Linked DNA regions of Homo sapiens: region 1 is linked to region 2. The links are chromatin loops, found by intact Hi-C in ENCODE. Cell type or tissue: Caco-2. All regions are shown on one strand. Each heading gives the region's core, and the rest is flanking DNA. Links, peaks and the distances in the headings are about the cores only.

Region 1 (14,746 bases), core at 2,610-10,609, 110 kb before region 2:
AACCCTACAAAGGCTGGGTGCGGTGGCTCATGCCTGTAATCCCAGCCCTTTGGGAGGCTGAGGCAGGTGGATCACCTGAGGTCAGGAGTTCAAGAGCAGCCTGGACAACATGGGGAAACCCCGTCTCTACCAAAAATACAAAAATTAGCCAGGCATGGTGGTGGGTACCTGTAATCCCAGCTACTCGGGAGGCTGAGACAAGAGAATTGCTTGAACCCATAAGGCGGAGGTTGCAGTGAGCCGAAATCACGCCACTGCACTCCAGCCTGGGTGACAGAGCGAGACTCCATTTCAAAAAAAAAAAAAAAAAAAAAGCCTTACGAAGGAACTGTGGCTAAACAGGAACATATTAGCCTCATTTTGGGAACCAATTCTGCCATGAGGGAAACAATTCTAGGGAGAATATATACGTAACTTCCTCTTGCCATCAGGAACAAGACAAGGATGCCTGCTGTAACCACTTCTCTTCAAATTTGTACTAGGTCCTAGCCAGTACAACAGGCAGGGAAAAATAGGGGAAAGATACAGGATTGAAAACAAAGAAGTTGCCAGGCGCAGTGGCCAACACCTGTAATCCCAGCACTTTGGAGGCCGAGGCAGGCAGATCACGAAGTCAAGAGATCGAGACCATCCTGGCCAACATGGTAAAACCCTGTCTCTACTAAAAATACAAAAAATTAGCTGAGTGTGGTGGCACGCGCCTGTAGTCCCAGCTACTCGGGAGGCTGAGGCAGGAGAATTGCTTGAACCCGAGAGGCAGAGGTTGCAGTGAGCTGAGATCGCACCACTGCACTCCAGCCTGGCAACAGAGTGAGACTCCATCTAAAAAAAACAAGAAAAGAAAAGAAAGAAGTTCAATTATCATTATTTTGCAGACAATGTGATTGTGTATGTAGGAAATGCAAAAGAATCTATGGAAAAATTATTATAATTAACAAGTGAATTTAGCAAGGTGACTAGACATGGTGAATAAGCAAAATTCAGGCTGTTTTGTTTTGTTTTTGAGAGAGGGTCTTGCTCTGTCACCCAGGCTGGAGTGCAATGGCACGATCACAGCTCACTGCAGCCTCCACCTAACTGGGCTCAAGCAATCCTTCTGCCTCAGCCTCCCAAGTAGCTGGGACTACATGTGCACACCACCACGCCCAGCTAATTTTGTATTTTTTATAGAGACAGGGTCTCACTATTCTGCCCAGGCTGGCCGCAAACTCCTGTGCTCAGGCAATCCTCCCGCCTCAGTCTCCCAAAGTGCTGGGATTACAGGTATGAGCCACTGCACCTGGCCAGTAATATATTTAAAGATCAGAAGCAAATCATGTTGGATTCATGACCCAGGAGTCAACCACATGTGGCCCCTGAGTGCTAGGACTGAGGAAAGGGACCGAATTAAGAAACGAGGGGTGTTAGAATTTGACCTACGTAGGAAAAAAAAAAGGAAGAAAGAAGCGAGAGGTGTCCTGTATATGAAAATTATATTTACAGAATACTTTAGAAACCTAACCTAAAGAAAGCTAATGTAGGCTGGGCATGGTGGTTCATGCCTGTAATCCCAGCACTTTGGGAGGCTGAGGCGGGAGGATCACTTGAAGCCAGGAGTTTGGGAGCAGACTAGGCAACACAGCAAGACCCCAAATCCACAAAAATAAAAAGATGAACCAGATGTGGTGGGACACGTCTTAGTCCCAGCTACTCAGGAGGTGGAAGCAGGAGTACCACTTGAACCCAGGAGATGGAGGCTGCAGTGAGCTATGATTGTGCCACTGGGCTCCAGCCTGGGTGACAGAGCAAGACCTCATCTCTAATAAATGAAGTCAGAAAATGAAGGCATATTCTGAGAAAACACCAGAATCCCATCTCTAATCGATCAATAAATGAAGTAAATGAATGCATACACTAAGAAAACACCAGAATGAAAAGCACCAAAGCGTTGAAAATGATTCTCTCCGGGAGGTGACCTGACAGGTGATTTCTCCTCCTTTCTCTATACTTTCACTTACTTTCCAAATTTTCGGCAAAATGAGAGGTTCCATTTTTTTAGACGGGGAAGAAATTATTTTTTTACATACTCTAGGGTATTATTTCCATGATGAAACTTGGACCGCCTCACACTAATTAGAGTCTTACTCAGGGAACAACAATCGCGCTCTCTGAAAAGCAACTGAAAACCTAATTAAGATAATGGGTAACTGAGGAGATAAAATGCTTAAGCCATTTGTTAGGCAGACACAGATGGAGACAGAGCTCTCCGGGGCTGTGCCGAGGAGAGAGCAGCGTGGCGTAACCGAGAACTTCCTCCAGCCGAAACCAGGGGCTGTAGCCAGTTACCCCGGGAAGCTGTGAGCCCTTCGTTAGAGAGGGTCACGGTGACCAGCGAAGCACAGTCCTGCTCACCGCGTCCAGCATGGCGCTGGGCACGCCACCAACAGCGACAGCCCTATGGAGGGCGCTGTTTCATCTCAGGCACCACTGCTTATTTGTCTCTTTTGTTCCAGAGCTACAATCTTCTTTTTTTTTTTTTTTTTTTTTTAAAGAGACGGAGTCTCGCTCTGTCACCAGGCTGGAGTGCAGTGGTGCGATCTTGGCTCACTGCAACCTCCGACTCACTGCAACCTCCGACTCCCTGGTTCAAGCGATTCTCCTGCCTCAGCCTCCTGAGTAGCTGGAATTACGGGTGCCTGCCTCCATGCCCAGCTAATTTTTATATTTTTAGGAGAGACGGGGTTTCACCATGTTGTCCAGTGTGGTCTCGATCTCCTGACCTCGTGAGCCACCCGCCTCAGCCTCCCAAAGTGCTGGGATTACAGGCGTGAGCCACCGCGCCCGGCCCTATTGCTTTTTTAAGTATCTTGAGTTTTAACTTTGGTGGGGGAGTCTTTCCTTGCCATCTAGAAAATGATTCCAACTCCCTTCCCTCCCCTGCATCTGTCTTTTTTTTTTTTTTTTTGAGACGAAGTCTTGCTCTTGTTGCCCAGGCTGGAGTGCAGTGGTGCTGTCTCAGCTCACTGCAACGTCCGCCTTCCAGGTTCAAGCGATTCTCCTGCCTCAGCCTCCCAAGTAGCTGGGATTACAGGTGTGTGCCACCATGCCTGGCTAATTTTCGTATTTTTAGTAGAGATGGGGTTTCACCATGTTGGCCAGGCTGGCCTCAAAACTCCTGACCTCAGGTGATCCACCCACCTCAGCCTCCCGAACTGCTGGGATTATAGGCATGAGCCACCGTGCCCAGCCACAACCACATTTTTTAATGGACAAGGATTTGAATAAACATTTCTTCAAAGAATAAATATACATGGCCAATAAGTACAGTAAAATACAATAAAAAATGCTCAACATCATTAGTCATTTGGGAAATGCAGAGGAAAACCAAAATAAGATACCACTTCACACCCACTACCATGGTTATAATAAAAAAGGTAAACAGGCCAGGCATGGTGGCTTACACCTGTAATCCCAGCACTTTGGGAGGCCAAGGTGGGTGGATCACTTGAGGTCAGGAGTTCAAGACCAGCCTGTCCAAGATGGTAAAACCCCGTCTCTACTAAAGATACAAAAATTCCCTGGGTGTGGTAGCAAGTGCCTGTAATCCCAGCTGCTCATGAGGCTGAGGCAGGAGAATCGCTTGAACCCAGGAGGCAGAGGTTGTAGTGAGCCAAGATGACGCCAATGCACTGCAACTGGGCAACAGAGCAAGACTCCGTCTCACCAAACAACAACAACAAAAAAGTTAAACAATATCAAGAGTGCAGAAAGACTGGACCCCTCATACACGATTGCTGGAAAGTAAGATGGTGCAGCCATTGTGGAGAACAGCTTGTCGGTTTGTTAAAATGTTACACATGAATTTACCTGTGACTCATAAGTTCAACTCCTAGGTATATGCCCAAGAGAAGTAAAAAATACACGTCCACGCAAATGCTTATGCACAAATGTTCACAGCAGCATTATCCAGAATAGTCAACAAGGGAGAAATAATCCAAATGTCCATCAACGGGTGAACAGATGAACAAAATCTATCCATACGATAGGCTACTGTTTAGCAATGAAAAGGAACAAAATACTGATGATACCTCTTACAACATGGATGAGCCTCAAAAATATGCTACGTGAAAAAAGCTAGATGCAAAAAAAAAAAAAAAAAAAAAAAAAAACACACAGGTATGACTCTATATATACGAAATATCTGGAAAAAGCAAATGTATAGAGCCAGAAAACTGATCAGGGGCTGCCTGGGTCTGGGGGTGGGACCGGCTGACTGCTAATAGACACAAAGGATCTTTTGGTGATGAAAACGTGCCGGCCGGGTGCAGTGGCTCTCGCCTGTAATCCCAGCACTTAGGGAGGCCGCAGCAGGCGGATCGCTTGAGCTCAGGAGTTCGAGACCAGCCTGGGTGACATGGTGAAACCCTGTCTCTACCAAAAATACAAAAATTAGTCAGGCATGGTGGCACACATCTGTAGTCCCAGCTAACTCGGGAGGCTGAATCGGGAGGACTGCTTGAACCTGGGAGATGGTGGAGGTTGCAGTGAGCTGAGATCACACCACTGCACTCCAGCCTGGGTGACTGCACAGACTGGGTGACTGAGTGAGACCCCGTCTCAAAAAAAAAAAAAAATTGCTAAGACTGGACTGTGATGATGATGATCACACAACTTTGTAAATTTACTAAAAATTCATTCAATTGTATACTAAAAACAGGTAATTTTATGGTATAAAAATACCTCTTATAATAAAAGTTTTTTAAAAAAAAAACCCAGCAAAGACATTTCTTTACGTCATAAGCCCCCAGTCCAACAGAGACAAGGAAGATAGCTCCAAGAAGCTGAAATTGATAAGATATCGAATATATCTGAACATCTTAAAAGAGGGAAGACAACAGAGTGTTAAGGGAATGCGGAAATAATGAAAAGTAGCAAGGAAAAGAATGGACAAGCAAGAAGGACAATAATTAACTACAAAGAAAAATAAAAGTTGGACAGGAAGGAAAAACAATATTTGTATAGACCCATCTTTAGTTGTGAAAAGCTATACATGATCATAAAAAGGTAAACCCTGATTATTAATTTAAAAAAAAACATGGCTCTATTGAGAAGATCGGGCAATAGGAATTGGAAATTTGGAGAGGCGGGTGGTGAAAAGACCTAAGTTCTCATTTTCCACTGAAGGAAGTCACTAGAAAATGTCTGAAATTTTTAAAAACCAAGACATAGTAGGATACGTTTGTTAAAGATAGGGAATTAGGCCGGGCATGGTGGCTCACACCTGTAATCCCAGCACTTTGGGAGGCCGAGGCGGGCAGATCACCTGAGGTCAGGAGTTTGAGACTAGCCTGACCAACATGGAGAAACCTCATCTCTAATGAAAATACAAAATTAGCCGGGCGTGGTGGCATATGCCTGTAATCCCAGCTACTCGAGAGACTGAAGCAGGAGAATCGTTTGAACCTGGGAGGCAGAGGTTGTGGTGAGCCGAGATCGTGCCATTGCACTCCAGCCTGGGCAACAAGAGGGAAATTCTGTCTCAAAAAAAAAAAAAAAAAGGGAATTAAAAGCCAGAAAGAAAGAGTTCACAGTTGAAAGTGGTTATGGGGAGTTCAAAACTGGGAAGAAGGAACGGCTATGGCAGAGAACTGCTGTTTTGCTTTTAATCGGTAATGAGAAACTATTGCTTTAACTGTGCACATATATATATAACTTTGGTGAAAATAAGTAAAAATATTTAAGTGTACATAGTTTTCATTCTACTGCAAGAATGAATTAATGAATGAATGAACGTTGATGGGATCAATTCCATCAACTCCTAAACACACTTGTTTATCTTCTAACATCTCTGGAACTGGAAGGCATCCTGTATTCTGTGGAATGTCGGCCAGGCTGCAGCTGTGAGGCTACAGCTTGGTTTTTGTTGCCTGGGGCAAGGTTCTGAAACATTTCAGTTCATTCAGGACCATCCAAGGCATGAACATGCCTTCCAGCTGTTATCTGCAACAAACCTGCAGACCGAATGGCAGGTGGCTTGGAAGAATGTACTAGAGACAGCAGGGGGTGCCACATCACCAATCCTCTTGAGGACAAAGAAAATGATACTGTGTGGGGAGTGTGGACAGGGACGGCTCTCATTTGAAAAGACTTAGAATCTTAATTCATTTCACTCCTGCATACCTTTCTGCGTACGCACAAAACGAACACAGATCACAATCTGTGTTGAAATAAATCTTTAGCTACAATACAGCTTAAGTACAAAAATAAAAATCCTAGGTAATAAGAAAGTATTATGTCCTAGTTTAATTGTATTTTTTATGGTGGTTAACACTGGTGATCTTACTACTGATAACATCTTTTCTTGGTGAAATATAGTATATGTAGGAATGTATGTTGCAAAATTGTTCCTAACAATCCCCAAATACATAGAGTGTTTCGTCTACACCAAGGAATATTCCATAACCATTAAGATGAATGAATTGGAGGTATAACACACGATGTATTTTCCAGAGAGGATCTGGTATGAAAAATACAGAAAACTAAGTATATGATTCCCTCATTGTTTTCTTTTTATTTTTTTCTTCATTCCTTTTACCCACACTACACAGACGATCCCTTTAAAAAAAAAAAAAAAAAAAAAACCTTTGACAGAAAGAACCCTGTATGTATGTATATACATGTGTAAGAAGTCCCCTGCAGAATAATATAAGCACAGAAAAAGCATGGAAGGTCACTATGGTGGGCAGAATTCTAAGATGGCTCCATGGTCTCTGCCCCCTGGGCTCACTCTGTGATTATGCTGCATGGCAGAAGAGATTCTGCAGATATAATTAAGGTTGTCTATCAGCTGACCTTGAGATATGGAGGTTATTTGCTGGGCCGAACCTAATTACGTGTGCTCCTTCAAAGCCCAGAGTTCTCTCCAGCTGGTCACGGAAGAGAAGTCAGAGAGGTTTGAGGTGTGAGACGTGTGTGATGCCAGGGCAGCTCTCCAGGGCATCACGGGGCAACCTGACAACAGTCACTGGGAGCTGAGAGTGGTCCACGGCTGTGAGCCAGAGAGAGACAAGGGGAGAGATGCAGAGACTTCAGTCCTAAAACCACAAGGAATTGAACTCTGCCAACAACCTTGTGAGTCTGAAAGAGGCCCCTGAGCTCCAGAAAGGAACGCAGCCCAGCCGATACCTTGAGTGCAGCCGTGTGAGACCTGGGCAGAGGGTCCAGCTCTCCCGTGCCCAGACTCCTGACTTGTGGAAAACGTAAGTTAAATAGTATAGTTTTAAGCTGCACTTGTAGTTGCAAGCAATAGAAAACAAGTTCAGGGCCGAGTGTGGTGGCTCACACCTGGAATCCCAGCACTTTGGGAGGCCAAGGCAGGTGGATCATCCGAGGTCAGGAGTTCAAGACCAGCCTTGCCAACATGGTGAAACCCCATCTCTACTAAAAATGCAAGAAAAAGTAGCCGGGCATGGTGGCACACACCCGTAATCCCAGCTACTTAGGAGGCTGAGGCAGGAGAATCACTTGAATGTGGGAGGTGGAAGTTGCAGTGAGCCGAGCTCATGCCATTGCCTGGGTGACAAGAGCAAAACTCCGTCTCAAAAAAAAAAAAGAAAAAAAGAAAAGAAAAGAAAAGTTCGGATTTTAGGGCCAGGAAATGGGGTGCTACTGTAACAAATACCTAAAATGTGAAGGTGCTTTGGTAACCAGGCAATAGGTGGAGGCTAGAAGGACTCTGAGAAGCAGGATGGGGAAAGTCTAGATTCCCTTGAACAGGCTACTAGGAAATGTGCACAGTAAAGACATTGCTTCTTTCTCAGAATAAAGTGAGAACTTTCCTAAATCACCTCAGAGAAAGGCAAAATTGCTGCAAACAGCAGAAACCTAGATGGCTCACAAGACTGCCAGCGAAGGCTCAGAAGGAAGCGAGGGGCATGTTACTGGAAACTGGAGGAAGGAGGGTTCTTGTGATGTGAGGGCAGGGAGCTCACTGAATATGTCATCCTGCAATTGCTGGAAACAGAATTTGCAAATGGTGAACCTGAAGAGATGGCTGAGGAGGTTTCCAAGCAGAGTGTAGAAGGTGCTGCCTGGTTTCTTCTTGCTGCTTATGGTTAAGAGGCAACAGGAGAGAGAGAAATTAAAGAACTGTTCAGCAAAAAAAGAACCAGGACTGGACAAGTTTGAAAATGCGCAGCCTTCCCAGATGACAAGAGATGCCAAAAGTCAGAAATGGCTTCTGATGAGAGGCACAGAGGAAAAACCAAGTGTGGGTCTGGACAACCCTTTGCTGAAACCCAGGAAGACCAAAAGGTCAGGGTACCTGGCCACATAAATGACTCAGTAGAGTCAGGGTGTTCCTCATATATTTTTCTTAGTCAAAACAGAGGACCTCAAGGAAGTTCAAGAGCACTGTCCCTCCACCATCTCACCAGAAGCTGAAAGTAGAGAAGGGATTATCTCAGAGACATTTATGGATGTGGCTTCTGTCTACTGGAGTGAATTCTCAGGAAATCCTCATCCGGCCCACAGGCTCTTCAGAAAATTATACCAGCAGAAACACTGGCTGGCCTAGACTGAAGGGAACAGAGACACTGAAAAATGAAGGGGGTGGCTACAGACAGGAAGTGGCTGATAGACATGCTACCGTCCATGCAGAGGGAAAGATGACTCAGAGGATGAAGCCAAGATCCCAGAGGGTGGCACCAAGAGGACAGAGGGCAGAGCTGAGAGACTACCCCAGGCCTTGGAACGGAACAAAAGAACTTCCACTGGAATTTGCCTCACTAGAGTTCAAAAATGCTTTGGGCCAGGCCAGTGGCACCTTTTTACCTTCCGTTTCCTCCTATTATTTATTTATGTATTTATTGAGACAGGGTCTAGCTCTGTTGCCCAGGCTGGAGTGCAGTGGCATGTTCAAAGCTCACTGCAACCTCAGACTCCTAGGTTCAAGCAATCCTCCCATCTAAGCCTCCTGAGTAGCTGGGAACACAGGTGTGTGACACCATGCCTGACTAATTTTTTATTTTTTGTAGAGATGGGGGTCTTGCTATGTTGCCCACATAGCACAGAGTGGCTGGGATTACAGGCATGTGCCACCACACCCTGATAATTTTTGTGTTTTTGGTAGAGATGGGGTTTCACCATATTGGCCAGGCTGGTCTCAAACTCCTGACCTCATGTGATCCACCTGCCTCGGCCTCCCAAAGTGCTGGGATTACAGGCGTGAGCCACCGCGCCTGGCCCATTTCCCTCACTTTTGAACCAGAGTGATTGTTACCCTATGCCTGTCCCACCCTTGCAAGTTGGGAGGGCTGGGGCAGATATTTGTGTCTTTAGTGTTACAGGTCCACAGATGGAAAGAAATAGCGCCCCAAGAGTGGTACTTAATGGATTATACCCAGACGCCCCATTCACACCTGATTTAGATTAAGATGATGAGATTTTAGACTTGAAGTGATACTATAAGAGGATGAGACTGGGGGACCTTGAGATGGGGTGAGTGTATTTTGCATGTGGGTGTAGCTATGGATCACTGGAGGCCAGAGGGCAGGCTGTGGCAGCCAGAATTCTAAGATGACCCCCAGTGACCCCTGCTTTGCATAACCCGCCCTCCAACCTTGAGCGTGAGTGGGAACTGTTCGTGTCATTTCAAGATTATGTTTTGTTGTATGACAAAAGAGATATTTGCAGATATGTAAATAAGTTTTCTCATCAGTTCACTTTGGGTTAATCAAAAGGGAGATTATCCAGGTGGGCCTCACCTAAACACATGGGCCTTTTAAATAGCAGAAAGGAAGTCAAATACTCAAAGAATGATGGAGATTCCATGTGCCACTGCTGACTTTAAGATGCTGGGGGTAGGCCGGGCATGTTGGCTCACACCCGTAATCCCAGCACTTTGGGAGGCCAGGGCGGGCAGATGACCTGAGGTCAGGAGTTTGAGACCAGCCTGACCAACATGGAGAAACCCCGTCTCTACTAAAAATACAAAATTAGCCAGGCATAGTGGTGGGTGCCTGTAATCCCAGCTACTTGGGAGGCTGAGGCAGGAGAATCGCTTGAACCTGGGAGGCAGAGGTTGTGGTGAGCCGAGATCACGCCACTGCACTCCAGCCTGGGCAACAACAGTGAAACTCTGTCTCAAAAAAAAAAAAAAAAAAATACGCTGGGTGTACATGGAAAGTTATTTGGAAGTGATTTTGAACTTCTAAATATATGTGTGTTGTGAAAGAGAAGACTATCATTGCCATTTACTAGACATTCTCTCCTTCCTCTTAATAGCATAAGCCCTAAGCTATTGGTGAGGTGATGTACCCAGCTAAGAAAAGAGACATTTTCCTGTCTCCCTTGCAGGTAGGCACAGCCATGTGACTACGGTGCAGTCAGTGAAAGATGAGGGGATGCCGCTGTTGGGACTTCTCCGAAAGCTCCATAGGTGGGCAGTTTGCAGGTACACCTTTGCCATTCCCCGTCTTCCTTCTTTCTTCCTGCCTTAAATGAAGATGTGATGGCAGGGGCCCCATTAACCATCCTGCACCTTGAGGTAACCCTGAAGATAGAAGGCATGAACTAGAATGATGGGGCCGAAAGTAGAAAAAGCCTGGTCCCTGGTGACCAGGAAAGCCACCGTTACCAGCCCCGAACTTACTGTTAGGTGAAAGAAAGCTGTATTGTGCCCAAGCTACTCTGACCTGGCCAAATGCAATTCCAAACTGATGAGGGGGCATTAGGTGGGGTTTTCTGTTTGCTTTTGTTTCTGGGGAGGGTGGTGTTTGGTTTTTGTCATTGTTGATAAAGAGGTTACCACTTTGGGCCGGGCGCGGTGGCTCACGCCTGTAATCCCAGCACGTTGGGAGGCCGAGGCAGGCAGATCACCTGAGGTCAGGAGTTCAAGACCAGCCTGGCCAATATGGTGAAATCCTGTCTCTACTAAAAATACAAAAATTAGCTGGGTATGTTGGCGGGCGCCTGTAATCCCAGCTACTCGGAAGACTGAGACAGGAGAATTACTTGAACCCGGGAGGCAAAGGTTGCAGTGAGCCGAGATGGCGCCACCGCACTCCACCCTGGGCGACAGAGCGAGACTCCGTATCAAAACAAACAAACAAACAAAAACAAAAAGATACCACTTTGGTATTGGTTGTTTAATTATATTTCACACATATGAAAGCATTTGTAACTTAGACTAATAACAAAATAAACACCATTTCATCCACCACCCAACCTAAAAAGAATGCACTAGTTCCAGAGTCACATCAACCCTCCCAAGCACATCTTCCTGCCTGTCCCCACCTCTCACCCCACCAAAGGGAATCACTTTCCTGGATTCCGTGTTTAACATGGCCTTTTTTCATTTATAGTTACACCACACATTTTTGGAACCCTAAATTACACTGCTCTACTTTGCTTATTTTGAAACCTTATGTAAATGGTATCACACTGTGTGCATTTTTGTGCTTTTCCCTCAACATGATGACACACAGCTAACACTGACGCAGGCAGCTACGGTCTAATTTCACAACTTTATGGTATTTATTGCATGAATATGCCACCATCCAGCCATTCCCTCATTGATGGATATGTGGATTGTTTGGAACTTTCGGCTACTACAAAACGTTGACATAAACACTCTCATACTCATTTTCAAATGCTTCCTGACTTTTCTACCACCACGAGAAATACCAGAGAAAATTATGGTAGTTAAATGGCACACTGGAGGTAAACTAGAAGGTGTGTAGAGTTCTGGACACGGCTGTGGTCCCACAGACTCTGGTCACCCCAAAGACTAAGGGGATCAGTAAGATGAAGTACATCAGTGTCCCACAGCATGAGGGTGAAGACCTACGAGGAGACTAATTGGAACGCAGAGTGTGGGCCCGTCAACTGTGCTAGATAAGACCAAGCTGCTTCCCAAAGGGGCCAAAACAATTTGCACCATGTTCTCACTGGCACCGCGTTCGAGTTTCCGTTGCTCCTCATCCTCACCATACCTAGACACTGTTAGACTTTTTTATTTTTGTAAAAAAAAAAAAAAAAAAAAAAAAAAAGAAATGCCTCTCTGGTCTCATATTGTATTTTCCTTGTTACTACTGAGATTGGGCATCTTTTCATGTTTATTGGCCGTTCCTAGCTCCTCTTCCGTGAAGTGCTTATGCGCTTCTTTGGCCCATTTTTTAAACTGGGTTGTTGGGGATTTTATTGTTTTCGATTTTTGAGACAGAGTCTTGCTCTGTCGCTCAGGTTGGAGTGCAGTGGCCTGATCTCAGCTCACTGACACCTCCGTCTCCTGGGTTCAAGTGATTCTCATGCCTCAGCTTCCCAAGCAGCTAGGATTACAGGTGCGCATCACCATGCCCAGCGAATTTTTGTATTTTTAGTAGAGAAAAATACAAAAGGTGGAGTTTCACCACATTGGCCAGGCTGGAATCAAACTCCTGGCCTCAAGTGATCCGCTCGCCTCGGCCTCCCAAAATGCTTGGCTTACAAGCATGAACCACTGAATCCAGCTTTTTTTTTTTAGACAGACTCTCACCGTCACCCAGGCTGGAGCGCAGTGGCTTGATCTCAGCTCACTGCAACCTTCACCTCCTGGGTTCAAGCGATTCTCCTGCATCGGCCTCCTGGGACTGACAGGTACATGCTGGGACTACAGGTACATGCCACCACACCCAGCTAATTTTTGTATTTTTAGTAGAGATGGGTTTTTGCCATGTTGCCCAGGCTGATCTCGAACTCCTGGTCTCAAGCGATCCACCCGCCTCGACCTCCCAAAGTGCTGGGATTACAGGCATGAGCTACCGCACCCGGCCTGTTGATCTTTAAAACAGACTTTTTCCTTTGTCACCCTTAATATATTCTGGATAGTAATCATTTGTCAGTTTTATCTTATCACAAAATCTTCTCCCAGCTTAGGGCCTGTTTTTCAGTTTTTTACTTTTCACGGTTCATTATCTGATGAACAAAATCTCTTAATTGTACCAATCTCTTCTTTCATGACTTGAGCTTTTTTGTGTCTTCTTTATGCTGTTACTTAATTTCTAACTTACTGTTCTGTGGTGAGAGAACATGTCCTATAAATCAGATACTTTGAAGTATGTTAAATATTACTTTTGATATAGCAAGAGGTTAATTTTTGTACATGCCCAATGCTTATTTGAGAATAACATGCATTTTCCAATTGTGGGGTGGAAGGTTCTATAATAAACATTCACCAGATCATTCATGGCAAACAATGGCTGATAGGGATGGGTGAGAAATCCGGCCCTGGCCATCTGTTTACATATTGTCTATGACTGATTGCCCTCTACAAAGGCAGAGTTAAGTAGCTGTGACAGAGACCGGATGGCTTCACAAAGCTGAAAATATTTACTATCTGGTCCTTAATGCGAAAAGTCCACCAGCCACTACACCGGACTGTGTTCAAAAACTGTTTCCCTTCTATTTTTATCTGCTTGATATCAATTAATGAAAGGCTGTTTTGAAATCTTCTATGATAATGACACATTTAACAATTTCTGTTCATCTTTGTTATTTTATGTTGAGGCTGAGTTATTAGGTGCAGACAAGTTTTAAATCATTAAATGTTCCTGATGCTGTAGGACTTCTATCATTAATGCATGGTGCTCTTGCCCTTAATAATTATTTTTGCTCTGACACCTACTTGAATAATGTTGTTATTATCCCAGCTTCTTTTCATTAGCGTGCCTTTTTTCCATTCTTTTATTTTGGTTGTGTCTCTTTTAAGTAAAACAGCATACAGTTGGACTTGGTTTTCCCGTGGAATCTGACCATCTCTGCCTTTTTTAATCAGGAAGTTTGGTCCATTTATTGTAGTGACAGTTATACTTGGTTTCATTTCCATGACCATAGATCGTGTTTTCTTTTTACTCTATTTTTTTGTATGCTTTCCCCCTTTCTTTCCTGCCTTCTTCTGGATTCAGCTTAACTTCATTTTTTACTTTTACTTACTTGAAATTTTAACCTTTTCATGTTTCCCTAAACATTACTACGTTCTAGACTTAGTAAGATCGAAAGGTTCATCAGTGACTCTACCCTCCTTCAGAACAATGTAAGTACATCTGAATTCATATCTTAGATTTAAATCGTACTATTGTCCAGTATTTTAGTTTCACTTTGCTTGTTTGCCATTTATTTTTATTGCATTTTTAATGGAGAAATAAGTCATCTGTTTTCAAAACAGTGCTTGAATATACCAGGAGTACAGATACCATAAAACAAAGCAAACTCCACTCACTAGGTACATCACATGAAAAAATGGTCTGACATTCAGGTAATAAAAATTAGAAATAAAAAGTCCCAAGGTTCCAGCTTGGTAAAACAGACACAGTTACAGGTAATGTTTAATAAACTAATTTTTTTCCCAATGTGTAAACAAAATGACCAGACTAAATTTGTGCCTGGCCATTTCAACCTAACGCCATAGCCATTCAAAATACAGATATTGTGCACACTTCACCCGATTTATTATTGTGGTGAAACGGCAAAGATGTGAGAAAAAGAAATACTGTGTACTAGATATCAGAAAGTAATGGTGAAAGAAAAGTCTCTACAGCATAAAAGGACATGACTATATTCCAACTTTGGAAAATTAATGCAGGACAGGAAAAGAGTTTAAGTAATTGCAGTTTAACATGAAAAGTGCAGAGTTAGAGGAGGGACGGGAGGGGTTAAAGCAAGGCTAATTGGAAAGCCTGTTAAGTTTGCTGTCTAGATTAAGAAAGACTCAACTTTCATTCATTCACAT
Region 2 (17,000 bases), core at 4,126-12,125:
ACGCTGGCCAGGCTGGCTTCAAGTGATCTGCCTGCTTCGGCCTCCCAAAGTGTTGGGATTAAAGGCGTGAGCCACCACACCTGGCCTTTTTTTGTTTTTTGTTTGTTTTTTTGTTTGCTTAGTTGGTTTTTTAGAGACATGGTCTCGATATAATGGTCAGGGTGGTCTCAAACTCCTGGCCTCAAGTAATCCACCGGGATTACAGGCATGATACACCATGCCCAGCCAAGGAAGTCATCTTAATCCCTGTTTCCTCCATCCCTACAGTTCCCCATCTCACCTGGACGTATTCCTATCTGAAGTGTTATCACATAGTTATTATCTGTTGTCTGCTTCCCACAGAAGAATGTGAGCTCCAGGAGGGCAGGGAATTGTCTTGGTCAGCACCGCCTGGCTACTTCCAACAGGTGCACTTGGCAGCTGGAAACACCATCAATATCAACACATTCCTACAACTCCTGAACTCCTGCAGATGTAGGGCTACACATGACCTGTATAAAACCCAATTCCAATTCTTTACACTGGCAACTAGATGGATGTTGAACCCTCAGCCTGAGTGGTTTCATTTTCGTGTGATTCAGTCTCTTTTTTTTTTTTTAAGATGGAGTCTCACTCTATCGCCCAGGCTGGAGTGCAGTGGCAAGATCTTGGCTCACTGCAACCTCTGCCTCCCAAGTTCAAGCAATTCTCCTGCCTCAGCCTCCTGAGTAGCTGGGACTACAGGTGCATGCCACCACACCCGGCTAATTTTTGTATTTTTAGTAGAGACAGGGTTTCACCATGTTGGTCAGGCTGGTCTCGAACTCCTGACCTCAGGTGATCCACCTGCCTTGGCTTCCCAAAGTGCTGGAATTAAAGGCGTGAGCCACCGCACCCAGCCTCAGTCTCATTTTCATAAAATATTTTGGTTTTATTGAATTACTTTGGACTTTAAATTTTTACAGTTGTTCATCTGAAATTTACATTTTGCCTTTTATCGTATTTTTTGGAGATGGAGTTGTTCTATCACCCAGGCTTGAGTGCAGTGGCACGATCATAGCTCACTGCAGCCTTGAACTCCCAGGCTCAAGGGATCCTCCCACCTCAGCCTCCTGAGTAGCTGGGACCGCAAGCACACAACCATGCCCAGCTAATTTTTTTCTTTTTGGAGAGGCTGGTCTCAAACTCCTGGCCTCCAGAGATCCTCGCACCTCAGCCTCCCAAAGCACTGGGGTTACAGGCATCAGCCACTGCACCCAGACAGTTAGGCTTCTTATGCACTGGATATTAAAGTGGTATCTCATTTTGCATTGTCTTGGTTACCACTGCGAGGGAGCAGTTCTTCACATGCTCACCTGTGTTCTCTTCCAAGAAATCCCTGTCCGTGTCTTTTACATTTTCTATTTGGTTATTTGTCTTTTTCTATTTCTTATTCTCTATATATTTTGGATATTAATTACTTGTTGGTTAAAGGTGTTGCAAATATGTCCTTTGCACTGTGGCTTGTCTTCTACTTTCTTCATGGCATTTTTGATTAACAGAAACTTAATTTTTTTTTCTTTTTTTGAGACGGGGTCTCCCTCTGTCACCCAGGCTGGAGTGCAGGAGCTCAGTCTCAGCTCATTTGCAGCCTCGATCCCCAGGCTCAAGCAAGCCTCCCACCTTAGCCTCCTGAGTAACTGGGACTACAGGCACACTTCACCATGCCCAGCTAATTGTTTGTATTTTTTGTAGAGATGGGGTTTCACCATGTTGCCCAAGCTGGTCTTGAACTCCCGGACTCAGGTGCTCCTCCCACCTCGGCCTCCCAAAATGTTGGGATTACAGGCATAAGCCACCTTGCCCGGCTGCAACTTAATTTTTAATGTAGTCAAGTTCATCAATCTTTTTTTTATGATTTGTACTTTATGTGCCTTCAGAACCTTACCCCAAAGTTCAAAAGTTATTCTTTTATAGATTCTCAAAGTTTTCAACTTTTTAATTTATTTCATGTTTACATCTTTCATCCCTCTAAAAGTGTCTTTTCTGTATGGTGTGAGGTAGGGTTCCTATTCCACTGTTCTCATCTGAATAATGAATTGTCTCAGTACCACTTATCCAATAGATCATCCTTGCCTAGGTTTATCAGCAACACCATCTTTGGTAAAAATAAAATGCCTTTTAAAAAGTTGAGATGGGATCTTGCTATGTTGCCCAGAGTGTTCTCAATCTCCTGGCCTCAAGTGATCCTTCCTGCCTTGGCCTCAGGTGTAGCTGGGATTACGGGCACGTGCTACCACACACAGCTTAAAACACCTTTACATGCATGAATCTATTTCAGGCCTCTTTATTCTGCTCCATTCGTCAATTTGCCCAGCCATGCACCAACACCATACTGTCTTAATTCTTACAGCTTTATGATATGAATGTTTCTTGATGTAGAAAAGCCATTCCAGGTGACCAGGTGGTTACTTACATCAAAGACTCTAGGTTAGAACCTAGGGGGTTAGCTGGCCTACCACCCGCTGAGAAACAGAGACTCCAAGAAGGACAGCATTTTTTACAATGTCACACAGAATTTAATTTGGAATACCCATCTCTCACCACAGAAGATACCAATACGGTAGACACAATCTACATGTGGTTATTGAGCACTTGGAATTGACTAGCCCAAATTCAGACGGGCTGTAAGTATAAAATGCACATTAGATGAAGACTTGTGGGGAAAAAAATGTAAAATATCTCCTAAATAATTTGTTCATATTCATTGTATACTGATATAATAATGCCTTGGATATAAAGAGTTAACTAAAATATATTCTAAAAATTATAATAATTTCACCTGTTTATTTTTACTTTCTTATAACAAGATGGAATATTAGGCACACATTAAACTGAGTGTCTACTAGAAAATTTAAAGCTGGCCGGGCGTGGTGGCTCACTCCTCTAATCCCAGCACTTTGGAAAGCCAAGGTGGGTGGATCATTTGAGGTCAGGAGTTCGAGACCAGCCTGGCCAATATGGTGAAACCCTACCTCTACTAAAAATACAAAAATTAGCCAGGCGTGGTTGCGGGCATCTGTAGTCCCAGCTACTTGGGAGGCTGAGGCAGGAGAATCGCTTAAACCTGGGAGGCGGAGGTTGCAGTGAGCAGAGATTGCGCCATTGCACTCCAGCCTGGGTGACAGAGTGAGACTCCAACTCAAAACTAAATAAATAAAATAAAGCCACATCTGTGGCTTGTATATTACTCATGGACAGCCCTGGATTATACCATTAAATTCATTCAATCAGCTGGGTGCAGTGGCTCATGCCTGTAATCCCAACACTTCAGGAGGCTGAGGCAGGAGGATCACTTGAGCCTAGGTGCTCAAGACCAGCCTGGGCAACATAGTGAGACCCCATCTTTACAGATACTTTTTTTTTAATTAGCCAGGCATGGTGGTGCACACCTGTAGTCCCAGCTACTCAGGAGGCTGAGACAGGAGAATCATGTTTGCCTAGGAGTTTGAGGCTGCAGTGAGCTATGATCACACCACTGCATTCCAGCCTGGGTGATAGAGTAGATCCTATCTTTAAAAAAAAAAAAAATCACTTAATCAAGAAGCCTTTACTACAGACCTAATTTGTGGACTGTACAGTTGTAAAGACTGCACAACGAGGAAGGGAACAGAAATAGAACTAATCCATGCGATCCATTTCCTCCCTGGACCCATCACCCATAGAAGCTGCATTGGCCCAAGCATGAAAGACTGGCCCGTGCTCCAGCTCCAGATCCCTATTCCAATTCCAGAGCAGCCAGCGCAAGTGTCCAAATCTAGAGACCATTTAGACCAGCTCTCATGACTTTACACATCAACCCACTGGGGTCAAGAGAGGTTGAGACATCTACCAAGGTCACACAGCAGGTGTGGGACAGGCCCGGGCTGGTTGCTGAGACTTCAGAGCTCCTTCCCTTCATGTCCACGTCGGCAGCCTTAAACCCAGGGTTTCTCTCTTTCCCGTGAACAGTCCACCAACTTACGTCTCACAAAATCCCCTGGAGCCAGCCTTTACAAGTCCAAGTGCCCACTTTGGGAGGCCGAGGTGAGAGGATCACTTGAGCCCAGGAGTTCAAGACCAGCTTGGGCAACATGGCAAGACCCCGCCTCTATTAAAAATACAAAAGTTAGCCAGGCTTGGTGGCAGGCGCCTGTAGTCCCAGTTACTCGGAAGGCTGAGGCGGGTGAATCACTTGAACCCGGGAGGTGGAGGTTGCAGTGAGCTGAGATCACGCCACCGCACTCCAGAGTCGGCAACAGAGTGAGACTGTCTCAAAAAAAAAAATATATATATATATATATAAATTATCTGGGTATTGTCGTGGTCCATACCTGGAATCCCAGCTACTTGAGGCTGAGGCAGGAGGATCGCTCAAGCCCAGGAATTTGAGGCTGTAGTGAACCATGATTGTGCCACTGCACTCCAGCCTTAGTGTGGGTGACAGAGCAAAACCCTGTCTCAAAGAAAAAAAACAAAGGCCGGGGGCGGTGGGTCATGCCTGTAATCCCAGCACTTTGGGAGGCCGAGGCGGGGGGATCACGACGTCAAGAGATTGAGACCATCCTGGCTAACGCGGTGAAACCCCAGTCTCTACTAAAAATACAAAAAATTAGCCGGGCATGGTGGCAGGTGCCTGTAGTCCCAGCTACTCGGAAGGCTGAAGCAGGAGAATCGCTTGAAACCAGGAGGTGGAGGTTGCAGTGGGCCGAGATCATGCCATTGCACTCCAGCCTGGGCAACAAGAGCGAGACTCCATCTCAGAAAAAAAAAAAAAGTAAGTCCAGTCCAGTCACACAATCTGGTCAACAGAGTCAATCCGCAGGAACTTATCCTCAAGTCCTTCCCAAGTGCATCACATCTCTGGGTGGGATTCCCCATTTAGGAGAGATAGACTCATCATGTCCCCCAGGGGGAAACAGAGGGTGAGACTGAGGGGGAAGGAAGGGTTCCGTCCTGTCCGCCAGCCTTCCCTACCCTGGACACCATCCTAGCCCTGAGCTCCTCTTGTCAAGCTGTGCTCAATATGACCAGAACTTGTGGAGACTTCAGGAGCACCAGGGCACTCTCAACAACCAGTTGCAAGTGACAAGCCACACTGATGTGAGTAGGAAGAATACTGCCAGCCCATCTCCCACTCACCACCCACTGGAGCCTCAGCACACACCAGGCCCCTCTGTTCACGAAGGCAGGGGACCCCAGGTGGCAGAGGGGGAAAGGTGACCTGGAGGACAGCCTGGTGCCCCCTCCAAAGAGGCCCCCGCGGGCTGCTCCCAGCAGACGGGTCTGTGCTCGCCGAAGACCACTGGGGACCGAGGAGCAACTTTAGGAGGGGATTTTTCATGCCAGCTTCCAGGCAAGCACATCTCCCAACAAAATCTTAAAGATATGTAAAAGGAGAAACCCCCTCCCCACGCCCACCTTCTTCACTGGAATTCCAAGCAACAGGAGCCTAACTTCTACTCAGATATCACAATGTCTGTTAATCACCATTTTACAAAAGAGACGGAGGTTCTGAGGGGACCACGGAGTTCACACTATGAAAAGACCAGGATGTACAGGTGCCTCCCCCCACCGCACCCCGAGCCTCAGTTTCTCCATCTGAAAAGAGCACTTACTCTTTCCTCCGACTTGCTGGAAGGGTGGACAGAGGTGGTACCAACGCCTTTTACCATGAACAAGAGTGCCCAAGAGAGACCGAGCGTAACTGCCCGAGCGTAGCTGGCCTGGGCTCCAGGCGCTGCGCAAAGTGCTCTGCAAGGACCAGCTCGCTTAATCCTCACGGCGACCCAGGACACGGGGACTCGCATAACCCCCGTTTTGCAAACGTGGAAATGAGGTTCAGAGAAGTGAAGCGACTTGCCCAATGGCACCCAGCGAGGAGGCGCGGGCGCCCCGGTTACTCCATCCCAGCGAGAAGACGAGGCTGCCTGGGTCCTGGTTTTCTCGGGCGGGGGTCAGGGGTCCGCCGATCCCCTCTAGCGCTCCGGGCGGCGGGGCCCGAGAACCAAGGTGGCCTCCGCGGCCCCCGCCGCCGCGCGCCCCTCCCTCCCTCCCCGCGGACCTCCGCGGCCGCCGCTCACCTCGCGTATTTCGTCTTCTGGAAATCCAGCAGCCGGGGGGCGAACATCGCGGCGCTTCCATGGGAATCTGGCCCCGGGCTCAGAGCGCGGGTAGCTGGCAGAGCCTGGGGGGCGCGGCGGCGGCAGCAGCAGGTTGGAGGGCGCGCGGCGGGGGCCAAGGGGACCTGGTCGGCGCCCGGAGCCGGAGCCGGAGCCCGAGCCGGAGCTGGAGGCGCCCGGAGCCGCCGACGCCAAATCCCGAGCAGATGGTGGCGGGGGCGGGGCGGGCGGGGGCACGGGGGGGCTCCCGGGCTCGCGCTGCCAATCGCCTAAGCCCGGCCCCCTCCCTCCCGCGACCCCGCCGCCTCCGCTGAGGTGGAGGAGGGTCGTGGGGAGATGGGGGGGTGGGAGAGGTGGGGGTGAGGAAGTGGGCGTAAGGAGTGGGGGCGGGACGGGGGGGGTCCTGGCTGCGCGCGCGAGCCACCCATCGCCCAGGCCTGGGGCGGCCCTGGCCCCGGCCCCTTTTCCCGGTGCCCTCCCTGGAAGCCAGGAGGTGGGGGGTTGGTGGGGTGGGGAGCGGGAAGTGGTAGTAGGGGGAGTGGGAAGGATTGGGAAGGCGGGGGCGCCAGGTGGGTGGAATGCAAAGTTGCGGGGCTGAGGGAGTCGGGGAGTGGGAAGGGGACGGGAGTGGGAACAGGGGGTGCTGGAGGGGTTGGGGGAAGTGGGAAGTGGGGGGTAAGGAGAGTGGGAATGGACGTGGGATGAGTGGGAAGTGGGGGCGTTGGTGGGGAGTGGGGGACTTGGGGGTGGGGGAGCGGAAAGTGGGGGGTTGGGGGGAGTGGGGGACCTGGGGGTGGAGGGAGTGGAAAGTGGGGGAAGTTGGGGGGAGTGGGGGACCTGGGGGTGGAGGGAGTGGGAAATGGGGGTGTTGGGGGGTGGAGGGAGTGGAAAGTGGGGGGTTGGGGGGAGTGGGGGACCTGGGGGTGGAGGAAGTGGGGGGTTGGTGGGAAGAAGGGGAACTGGAGGTGGAGGGAGTGGGAAGTCGGGGTGTTGGGGGGGGAGTGAGGGGGTTAGTGGGAAGAGAGGGACTCCGAGGTTGGTGGAGGTGGGAAATGGGGGTCTTGGAGGGAGTGGGGGACCTGGGGGTGGGGGGAGTGGGAAGTGGGGGTGTTGGAGGGAGCGGGGGACCTGGGGGTGGAGGGAGTGGGAAGTGGAGGAGTTGGTGGGGAGTGGGGGACCCGAGGGTAGGGGGACTGGAAAGTGAGGTTGGTGGGGGGTGGAGGGAGTAGGAAGTGGATAGGGGACTTCCCAATCCAGCCCCTTTTTCCCAGGTATCCTCCACCAGTACTTTTTCCAGTGAGGAGAAAAAAGCCCTCCAGGGCTAGACAGGGCTGGACCGACCCCGCTGGCCCCAACTTGGCTGGAAGGACAGCGGACACTGTGCCCGTCGTCCCCAGTGTAGCTGGGCCCAGCACCTACCGCCTGCCTGTGGCTTGCTTGCTCCCCCCACTGCCTGGCTCCCTACTGCCACGTCCCTGCTAGGCACAAGGGCCCCTATGGGACCTGCCCGGGAAGGGTCAGGGCCTCTGGGAAAACCCTCTTCCCCCAAGACTTCATGACTCTGAGGACCCTCCTGACCGCCATGACAGGGTCATTTGCATCTGGTGGCTGGATTCCCGAGTACAAATTCCAGCTTTCTCCCGTAGGAGACCTGGCCCAGGTTCTGGGCTTTGGAAAACCAACCACCCTATGGGAGGCTTGGAACCCCGGGGGGCTGATGGAGGGAAGACAGGCTTCCATGTGAAAGACATGCCAGCGGCACCTGAGGAACCCTAGGATTGGTCCCCAGATCCAAGAGAAGGCCCTTCGTTTGCACACACACTTCACCCTCCTTCCCAAGCCCCAGCCCCTATTCCTTTTTATTAATACAGTAATGCTTTATTTGAGATCCTGCTGAACATTCAGAAGATAACCCCACCCACTCCCTCTGCCCCCAGGGAGCTAGGACCAGAAGTGGGAAAAAGACAAAGGACTTCACCTTTTTTTCTTTTTTTTTTGAGACGGGGTCTTACTCTGTCGCCCAGGTTTGAGTGCAGTGGCGCCATCTCAGCTCACTACAACCTCTGCCTCTCGGGTTCAAACGATTCTCGTGCCTCAGCCTCCCAAGTAGCTGGGACTACACGCGTGCACCACCATGCCCAGCTGATTTTTGTATTTTTAGTAGAGATGGGGTTTCACCATGTTGGCCAGGCTGGTCTCAAACTCCTTGACCTCAGGTGATCTGCCCGCCTCAGCCTCCCAAAGTGGGGAGATTACAGGTGTTGCTGACTCCATCTAATTTATTTCGCCACTTCCACTGGGGAGGACCAGAGGGTTATAAGTAGATGCCTTCAGAGGCCATGGCAGGGCTGAGGGCTGGGGGGTGGGGTGGGGGATGGCTGAGGTGGGGACCAGAAGAGGGAACAGGAGTGCTTAGGAGGCAAAGGCCACCAGACCACCCTGATGATGGATTAGAAGTGGCAGATGCAGCCGGGCACGGTGGTTCATGCCTGTAATCCCAGCACTTGGGGAGGCCAAGGCAGGCGGATCACGAGGTCAAGAGATCGAGACCATCCTGGGACTATAAGTCCCAGCTACTCGGGAGGCTGAGGCAGGTGAATCGCTTGAACCTGGGAGGCGGAGGTTGCAGTTAGCCAAGATCGCGCCACTGCACTCCAGCCTGGGTGACAGAGCGAGACTCCCTCTAAAAAAAAAAAAAGAAAGAAAGAAAGAAAGTGGCAGATGGTCTCTCTCTCTCCTGGAGCTGAGACACTCTTCTGCCCTGGGACATGAGAACTCCTGGTTTTCCAACCTCTGCCTCCAGGATCTCAGCCTCCGTCCCAGCCTCATCTATCTATCTATCTATCTATCTATCTATCTATCTATCTATCCACCTATCTATCTATATTTTTTTAAGCCAGGTGGGGTAAGCCACTGCTCATGCCTGTGATCTCAGCATTTTGGGAGGCCAAAGCAGAAAGATTGCTTGAGGCCAAGAATTCAGGACCAACCTTGGCATGGTGAAACCCCATCTATACAAAAAATTTTAAAATTAGCCAGGCATGGTGGCATGCGCCTGCAGTCCCATCTCCTCAGGAGGCTGAAGCAGGAAGATCGCTTGAGCCCAGGAGTTGGAGGCTACAATGAGCTATGATGGCACCACCGCACTCCAGCCTAGGCGACAGAGTGAGACCCTCTCTTAAAAAAAAAAAAAAAGACAAGGGCCAGGTACGGTGGCTCACGCCTGTTAATCCCAGCACTTTGGGAGGCCAAAGCAAGTGGATCACCTGAGGTCAGGAGTTCCAGACCAGCCTGGCCAACATGGTGAAACCCCATCTCTATTAAAAATAAAACAAATGAGCAGGGGGTGGTGGTACACGCTTGTAATCCGAGCTACTCGGGAGGCTGAGCCATGAGAATCACTTGAACCCGGGAGGCAGAGGCTGCAGTGAGCCGAGATTGTGCCACTGTACTCCGGCCTGGGTGACAGAGCAAGACTCTGTCTGAAAAAGGAAAAGAGAAGAAGAAAGAAGAAAGAAGAAGAAGAGGAGGAAGAGGAGGAGGAGGAGAAGGAAGAGGAGGAGGAGGGAAATGAAACAGAAGAAATGACTTTTTAGGCATTGGTGCATAGTCAGGAGGAGTCCCATTCTTGAAGCCTTGTTTCTGCCGCGTGTCTGGCATCTACATTTGCGTGTCCCAGCTGGGATGCTGTGCGTCACAAGTCACAAAACAAGCGAGACCTCGGATAGGAGCAATGAATGCCTCCTATCCCCTCCTGCCGATGAGGGAAACTGAGGCTCATGGGCTGGGGACCTTCCCAAGGTCACAGGGCCTATGGGGGCAGGACTGTCCTGGAGCCCAGCTGGGCTCTGGGCTGATTTCCCGACACAGAACTCCTGCTCTGGTGATTTCTCGGACCTCCAGAAGATGGAAGTCAAACAGAAGTAGTAAGCAAAGCCAAGCCCTGCATGCCATGGCATCTGCCCTGACCTTGACTTCTATGGCCCTTGCTCTGACCCCACAGGTCCAGGCCTCGCTGTCCACTGCACCGGGACACACCTGTCCCCAGGTACCAGCGACACCTCTGCCCCAGCCAGGCTCAGACAGCCACTGGTAACCACAGCTCCCAGGAGGCTGGGGCTGGGCCTGTCCAGGGTCCATGGCCTGCCGCCCTCTTCCTGGCCCCAGCCTGCTGTTGACCTTCGAGCCGACCTTGGCAATGGAATCTTTAGGGCCGCAGAGGGGACCCCCGAAGTGAAACTCAAGCCTAGAAATGGATTTTCTGTTTCTCCAAGAGCAAAAGATGTTGAATAAAAAATTAGTTACTATTTTTACTGTCGGGATCCAGTTGTTATGGCAACTGAGGGCCTGACTCCTGCTCAGGAGGAGGCGGGGTTGGAGTATGATGAGGGAGAAGGCAGGGATGGGGCTTGGGGCAGGCACCAGCTGGGGGACAAGCTGGTGCAGGCGGCAGGTCTGCCCCTCCAGACAGAAGTCTCCCCGTCTGCTCGCCTGATTGTGCTCACCTGACTGTGTTCCTAATGACCCTGTCTCCCTTTAGCCACACTCACCTCCTGCCACCTCTGAGGGCTCCAGCTTGGCCCAGCCTGGTCACCTAAGCCTCTCTCTCCACTGCCTCTGGGAGTGGGTGGTCGTGCCCTCATCTCCAGATGAAAACCGAGGCCCCTGCCTCAGGGACAACTCACACTGAGTAGATCACTCCATCAACCTCACCTGGCCAAAACCCTCCCTCCGTCCCTGCTCTCCGTCTCAAGGTAGCACCAGTAGCCACCAGGGCCAGGTTGATGGCAATTGAAAGTTTTGCAGGTTTGCCAGGAGTGGTGGCTCACACCAGTAATCCTAGCACGTGAGGAGGCCAAGGTGGGAGGATCACTTGAGGCCAGGAGTTCAAGACCAGCAGCATAGCGGGACCCCATCTCTACAACAAATTAAAAATTAGCTAGGTGTGGTGGTGCACACCTGTAGTCCCAGCTACTTGGAAAGCTGAAGTAGGATCACTTGAGCCCAAGAGTTTGAGGCTGCAGTGAGCTACAGTCGTGCCACCGCACTCCATCCTGGGCAGCAGAGCAAGATTCTATCTCTAAAAAAATAAATTTAAAGGCCAGGCACGGTGGCTCACACCTGTAATCCCAGCACTTTGGGAGGCTGAGGCAGGCAGATCACTTGAGGTCAGGAGTTTGAGACCAGTCTGGCCAACATGGTGAAACCCCATCTCTACTAAAAATACAAAAAATTAGCCAGGCGTGGTGGTGTGCATCTGTAATCCCAGCTACTTGGGAGGCTGAGGCAGGAGAATTGCTTGAACCCAGGAGGCGGAGGTTGCAGTGAGCCAAGATTGTGCCACCGCCACTCCAGTCTGGGTGACAGAATAAGGCTCTGTTGCAAAAATAAATAAATAAATAACTTAAAAAGGAGAAAGGTGGAAAAGGGAGAGGGTGGATAGGGCTCAGGAGGATCGGGGAGTGAAAAATTACAAAAAGTATAAAGCAGGCATTGGTCCACGTGAAACCATCTGGGTTTGCTATCGGTGCTTATCCAAGTTAGGTTCCTGCCCTCCCCTGGAGGCTGGGACACAGGAGCCCTCTCCTCCTGCATTGCTGGAACAAACTGTAACTTCTGGCAGCCTTGAGCTTTCTCAGGCAGGCACTTTTAGAGAGACAGGGGCCATCCTAGGGATGCAACCTTGAGCGGCTGGAAACGAGGTTCGTGTTTGTTCAAGTTTTTATGGGCCAAGGCTGAGGCCCAGCTGAGAAAGCGCTCAAAAGAGCCGGGCTGGAGTTTGGCCAAGGAGAGTGTCTTTGCCGGCGGCCTGGGGGTGGCCCTAGGACGGGGAAACAACGTTGCCTGGGGTATTAGGGTCTGAAGGAAGTCAGGGAAGTCTTCTCAGCTGAGTCTTGCAAGATGGCTGGAAAACGAGCAGGAGGACAAGAAGGAGCAGGTGAGAAAAAGGCATCCAGGTGGGGAAGTGAGTTCCAAGCAAAGGGAACAGCATCAACAGCACCTGTAGGCAGGCATGGTAGCTCACGCCTGTAATCCCAGCATTTGGGAGGCCAAGGCAGGCGGATCACTTGAGATCAGGAGTTCAAGACCAGCCTGGCCAACATGGCGAAACCCCACCTCTACTAAATATACAAAAATTAGCCAGGCATGATGGCAGGTGCCTGTAATCCCAGCACTTTGGGAGGTCAAGGCAGGAGGATCACTTGAGGTCAAGAGTGTGAGACCAGCCTGGCAAACATAGAGAAAACCTGTCTCTACTAAAAATACAAAAATTAGCCAGATGCGGTGGCGTACGCCTGTAGTCCCCACAGCTACTGGGAGGCTGAGGCAGGAGAATCGCTTGAACGCTTGAACCTGGGAGGCAGAGGTTGCAGATCACACCACTGCACTCCAGCCTGGGGGACAGAGAGAGACTCTGTCTCAAAAAAAAAAAAAAAAGAAAGAAAAAAGAAAGAAAACACAATACCCACATTTGTGTCAGGTTATGGCATACAGAACCTGAACTGACGCTGATACTAAATGTAATAGTCTAACTCCCCCTACCCATTTTTTTGAGACAGGGTCTCCCTCTGTTGTCCAGGCTAGAGTGCAGTGGCATAATCATGGCTTACTGCAGCCTCGATCTCCTGGTCTCCAGCAATCCTCCCACCTCAGCCTACCAAGTAGCTAGGATCACAGATGCACACCATGACACACCGCTAATCTTTTAATTTTTTGTAGAGACAAGGTCTCACTGTGTTGCCCAGGCTGATCCCAAACTCCTGGGCTCAAGCGATCCTCCTTCCTCAGCCTCCCAAAGTGCTGGGGTTACAGGCATGAGCCACCCCGCCCGGCCTTGACTCCCTTTTTGATGTTTAACTGCTTGTGATATTGTGATACAATAAGAAATATTATTTGGTTCCTTCCCTTGGTTCCTGAGGCAGAGCTTCTGAAACCTTTGCAGACGGGGGCACTAGGAGGATCTTTAGTTGTAATATTTGATCTTTGACTGTTTCCTGACACAGAGCTCCTAAGACCTCCGTAACGTCCTGAGTGATAGGAGCATCTTTTGTTCTAGTGAGGTGACTCCTGGGGGGCTCCTGGGTAGCCTCAGGATGCGGGGGCTAGTTACCAGGTGAACCAACCACATGATTAGAGGGTTAGAACGTTTACTCCTCCCCCTGACTTCCGGAGAGGGGAGAGGGACTGACAAGTGAGTTTATCACCAATGATTCAGTATATCATGCCTATGAAATGAAGCCTCCAAAAAACCCAAGAAGGGCGGGGCATGGTGGCTCATGCCTGTAATCCCAGCACTTTGGGAGGCTGAGGTGGGCAGATCACCTGAGGTCAGGAGTTTGAGACCAGCCTGGCCGACATGGTGAAACCCCATCTCTACTCTACTAAAAATAAAAAAAATTAGCCAGGCATCGTGGGGCGTGCCTGTGGTCCCAGTTAGTTGAGAGGCTGAGGCAGGAGAATTGCTTGAACTCAGGAGGTGAAGGTATGGTGAACTGAGGTCACGCCACTACACTCCAGCCTGGGTGACAGAGCAAGACTCTGTCTCAAAAAAACAAAACAAAACAAAACAAAAGGACAGCACTCGGAGAGCTTCGATGCTGAACTTGTGGAGGTGCCGGGAGGGTGGTGTGCCCAGAGAGGGCATGGAAGCTCCACCCCTTCCCACAAAACTTGCCCCTTTGGCCTCGGCATCTGGCCATTCCTCTGCATTTTCCGTAATGCCCCTTATAGTAAACTGGTAAACAGGCCGGCCATGGTGGCTCACACCTATAATCCCAGCACGTTGGGAGGCTGAGGCGGGCAGATCACTTGAGGCCGGGAGTTCAAGACAAACCTGGCCAACATAGCAAAACCCTGTCTCTACTAAAAATACAAAAATTAGCCAGGCGTGGTGGCAGGTGCCTGTAATCCCAGCTACTTGGGAGGCTTAGGCAGGAGAATCGCTGGAGCCCAGGAAGAGGAGGCTGGTTGCAGTGAGCCGAGATCACACCTCTGCACTCCAGCCTGGGCGACAGAGCAAGCCTCCGTCTCAAAAAACAACAACAACAAAAGTGCTTTGTGTTAAGTATAGAGTGGTGTGAGAGTAGGAAACACACTTTGGTCTTATTTTATTTTTATTTCAGAGACAGGGTCTGGTTCTGTCACCTGGTATGATCACAGCTCACTATAGCCCTGAACTCCTGGGTGCAAACCATCCTCCCACCTCAGCCTCCCTAGTAGCTGGGACTACAAGTGCACACCATCATGCCTGGCTACTTTTTTTTTTTTTTTTTGTAGAGAATGAGGGTCTCACTATGTTGCCCAGGCTGGTCTCAAACTCCTGGCCTCAAGTGATCCTCTTGCCTCAGCCTCCCAAAGTACTGGGATTATAGCCATGAGCTACCACACACTGCCTATTTTTATTTATTATAAAAAAAAAATTTTGGCCAGGCATGGTGGCTTGTACCCGTAATCCCAGCACTTTGGGAGGCTGAGGCAGGTGGATCACTTGAGGCCAGGAGTTCAAGACCAGCCTGCCCAACATGGCAAAAACCCATCTCTACTAAAAATATAAAAATTAGCTGGGTATGGTGACACATGCCTGTAATCCCAGCTACTCGGGAGGCTGAGGCATAAGAATCAATTAAGACTGGGAGGCAGAGATTGCAGTGAGCCGAAATCATGCTGCTACACTCCAGCCTGGGCAACACAGGCTCTGTGTTTTGAGACTCTGTCTCAAAAAAAAAAAAAAACATATATATATATATATATATATACACGTATATATAATATACGTATATACGTATATATATGTATATATATACGTATATATATGTGTGTATATATACGTATATATATGTATATATATACGTATATATATGTGTATATATACGTATATATATATATACACACATATATATATGTATTTTTTTGTAGAAAACGAGGTCTCACTTTGTTGCCCAGGCTGGTATCAAGCTCCTGGTCTCAAGTGGTCCTCCCACCTCAGCCTCCCACTGGGATTACAGTCATGTCAGTGTACCCGGCCTATTTTTATTTTTAATTTTTAATTTTTAATTTTTTTGTAGAAACATGCTATGTTGTTTAGGCTGGTCTCAAACTCCTAGTCTCAAGCAATCCTCCCATCTCAGCCTCTCAAAGCACTGGGATCATAGGTGTAGGCCACCATGCCTGGCTTTGTTCTATTTTTAAATCTTTTTTTTTTTTTTTTTTTTTTTTAACAGCGTCTCATTCTGTCGCCAGGCTGGAGTGCAATGGCGCGATCTCGGCTCACTGCAACCTCCGCCTCCAGGGTTCAAGTGATTCTCCTGCCTCAGCCTCCCGAGTAGCTGGGACTACAGGCGTGCGCCACCACGCCCAGCTAATTTTTGTATTTTTAGTAGAGACAGGGTTTCACCATGTTGGCCAGGCTGGTCTTGAACTCCTGACCTCAAGTGATCCACCCACCTTAGCCTCCCAAAGTGCTGCGATTCCAGGTGTGAGTCACCGCGCCCGGCCAAAGCTTAAATAGTGCTGAAAGCTTTTAAGTATCATTTTCCCTCTTCCCCTGTGACTGACATCTGGGGAAGTTGATAAGAAGCCTCAGTGCTCCCTCCTTTGCCGCCAATGGGAGCTTTAAACCACACAAGCCCCTGAGTGCACAAACCCTCACCCAGTCACACCCACCAACCACCATACTAACCCTGAGCCAGTCTCCTTTCCCTGTTCTCGCAAGACATTTTATTTATTTATTTATTTTTAGACGGAGCCTCGCTCTGTCGCCAGGCTGGAGTGCAGTGGTGCGATCTTGGCTCACTGCAACCTCTACCTCCCAGGTTCAAGCGATTCTCCTGCCCCAGTCTCCTGCGTAGCTGGGATTACAGGCGCCCTCCACCCGCCACCACGCCTTGCTAATTATTTGTATCTTTAGTAGAGACGAGGTTTCACCATGTTGGCCAGGCTGGTCTCAAACTCCTGGCCTTGTGATCCACCTGCCTTGGCTTCCCAAAGTGCTGGGATTACAGGCATGAGCCACCACGCCCGGCCTCTTTTAGTTATTTTTAAATGTACAATTTGGCCGGGCGCGGTGGCTCACGCCTGTAACCCCAGTACTCACTATGTTGCTCTCATCAAGATCAAGAGACTCCATCTCTACCAAAAATACAAAAATTAACTAGGTGTGGTGATGCGTGCCTGTGGTCCCAGCTACTTGAGAGGCCTAGGTGGGAGGATTGCTTGAGCCTGGGAGGTTGAGGCTGTGGTGAGCCGAGACAGCACCACTGCACTCCAGCCTGGGCAACAGAGTGAGACTATGTCTGAAAAGGGAAGGGAGGGGAAGGGACGGGAAGGGAAAGTAAGGGAAGGAGTAAGGGAAGGGAAGGGAAGGGAAGGGAAGGGAAGGGTGGGGGAGGGGAAGGGAAGGGACAGCCTTGGAAAATAAAAAATGAAAAACAAAATTAAAGAAGGAAATGAAAAGTAAGCCAGAGGAAATGTATGCAATACTAAAATCTTATATCCAAACTATAAAAAGAACACTTACAAGTCAACTCTGAGAAGACAAAAACAAATCCAATTTTTAAAATGGGATTTAAAAAATTTGAACAGAAATTTCACAAAAGAAAATATACAAAAGGCCAGGGCTGGGCACAGCGGCTCACACTTGTAATCCTAGCGCTTTAGGAGGTCAAGGTGGGAGGATCACTTGAGGCCAGAAGTTCAAGACCAGCCTGGGCAACATAGCGAGACCCCATCTCTAAAAAAAAAAAATCATATAAATTAGCCAGGAGTGGTGGCATGTGCCTGTAGGCCCAGCTACTAAGGAGGCTGAGGTGGGAGGATCGCTTGAGCCCACGAATTCAAGGCTGCAGTGAGCTATGATCATGCTGCTGCCGTCCAGCCTAGACA

What was found. A loop is a pair of places that touch in the nucleus more often than their neighbours do. Peaks named below come from ENCODE experiments on the same cell type or tissue, not always from the same donor. Only the 100,000 strongest peaks of a DNase experiment are listed, where the experiment ranks them.
Region 1: a loop joins it to region 2, with 2.6 times the contacts of the local background. A loop is called at or near these places in 8 of 110 quality-filtered maps.

Annotation. Positions count from the first base shown.
Region 1 is chr7:4,843,619-4,858,364 of GRCh38, forward strand. The region is part of intron 2 of RADIL (Rap associating with DIL domain); the gene reads right to left. It overlaps PAPOLB (poly(A) polymerase beta), which reads right to left. Exons shown (of 1, transcript NM_020144.5): 1 at 14,120-14,746. Among named protein-coding and RNA genes, the nearest start is that of PAPOLB, 11 kb to the right of the region's middle. In Caco-2, for the core only: a CTCF peak has its summit at 6,026 (motif pointing right); a DNase peak (open chromatin) is centred at 5,983.
Region 2 is chr7:4,952,891-4,969,890 of GRCh38, forward strand. MMD2 (monocyte to macrophage differentiation associated 2) reads right to left here and starts at 6,297. Exons shown (of 7, transcript NM_198403.4): 1 at 6,081-6,297. The coding sequence starts at 6,127. In Caco-2, for the core only: no CTCF peak of the experiment used is centred there; a DNase peak (open chromatin) is centred at 7,551.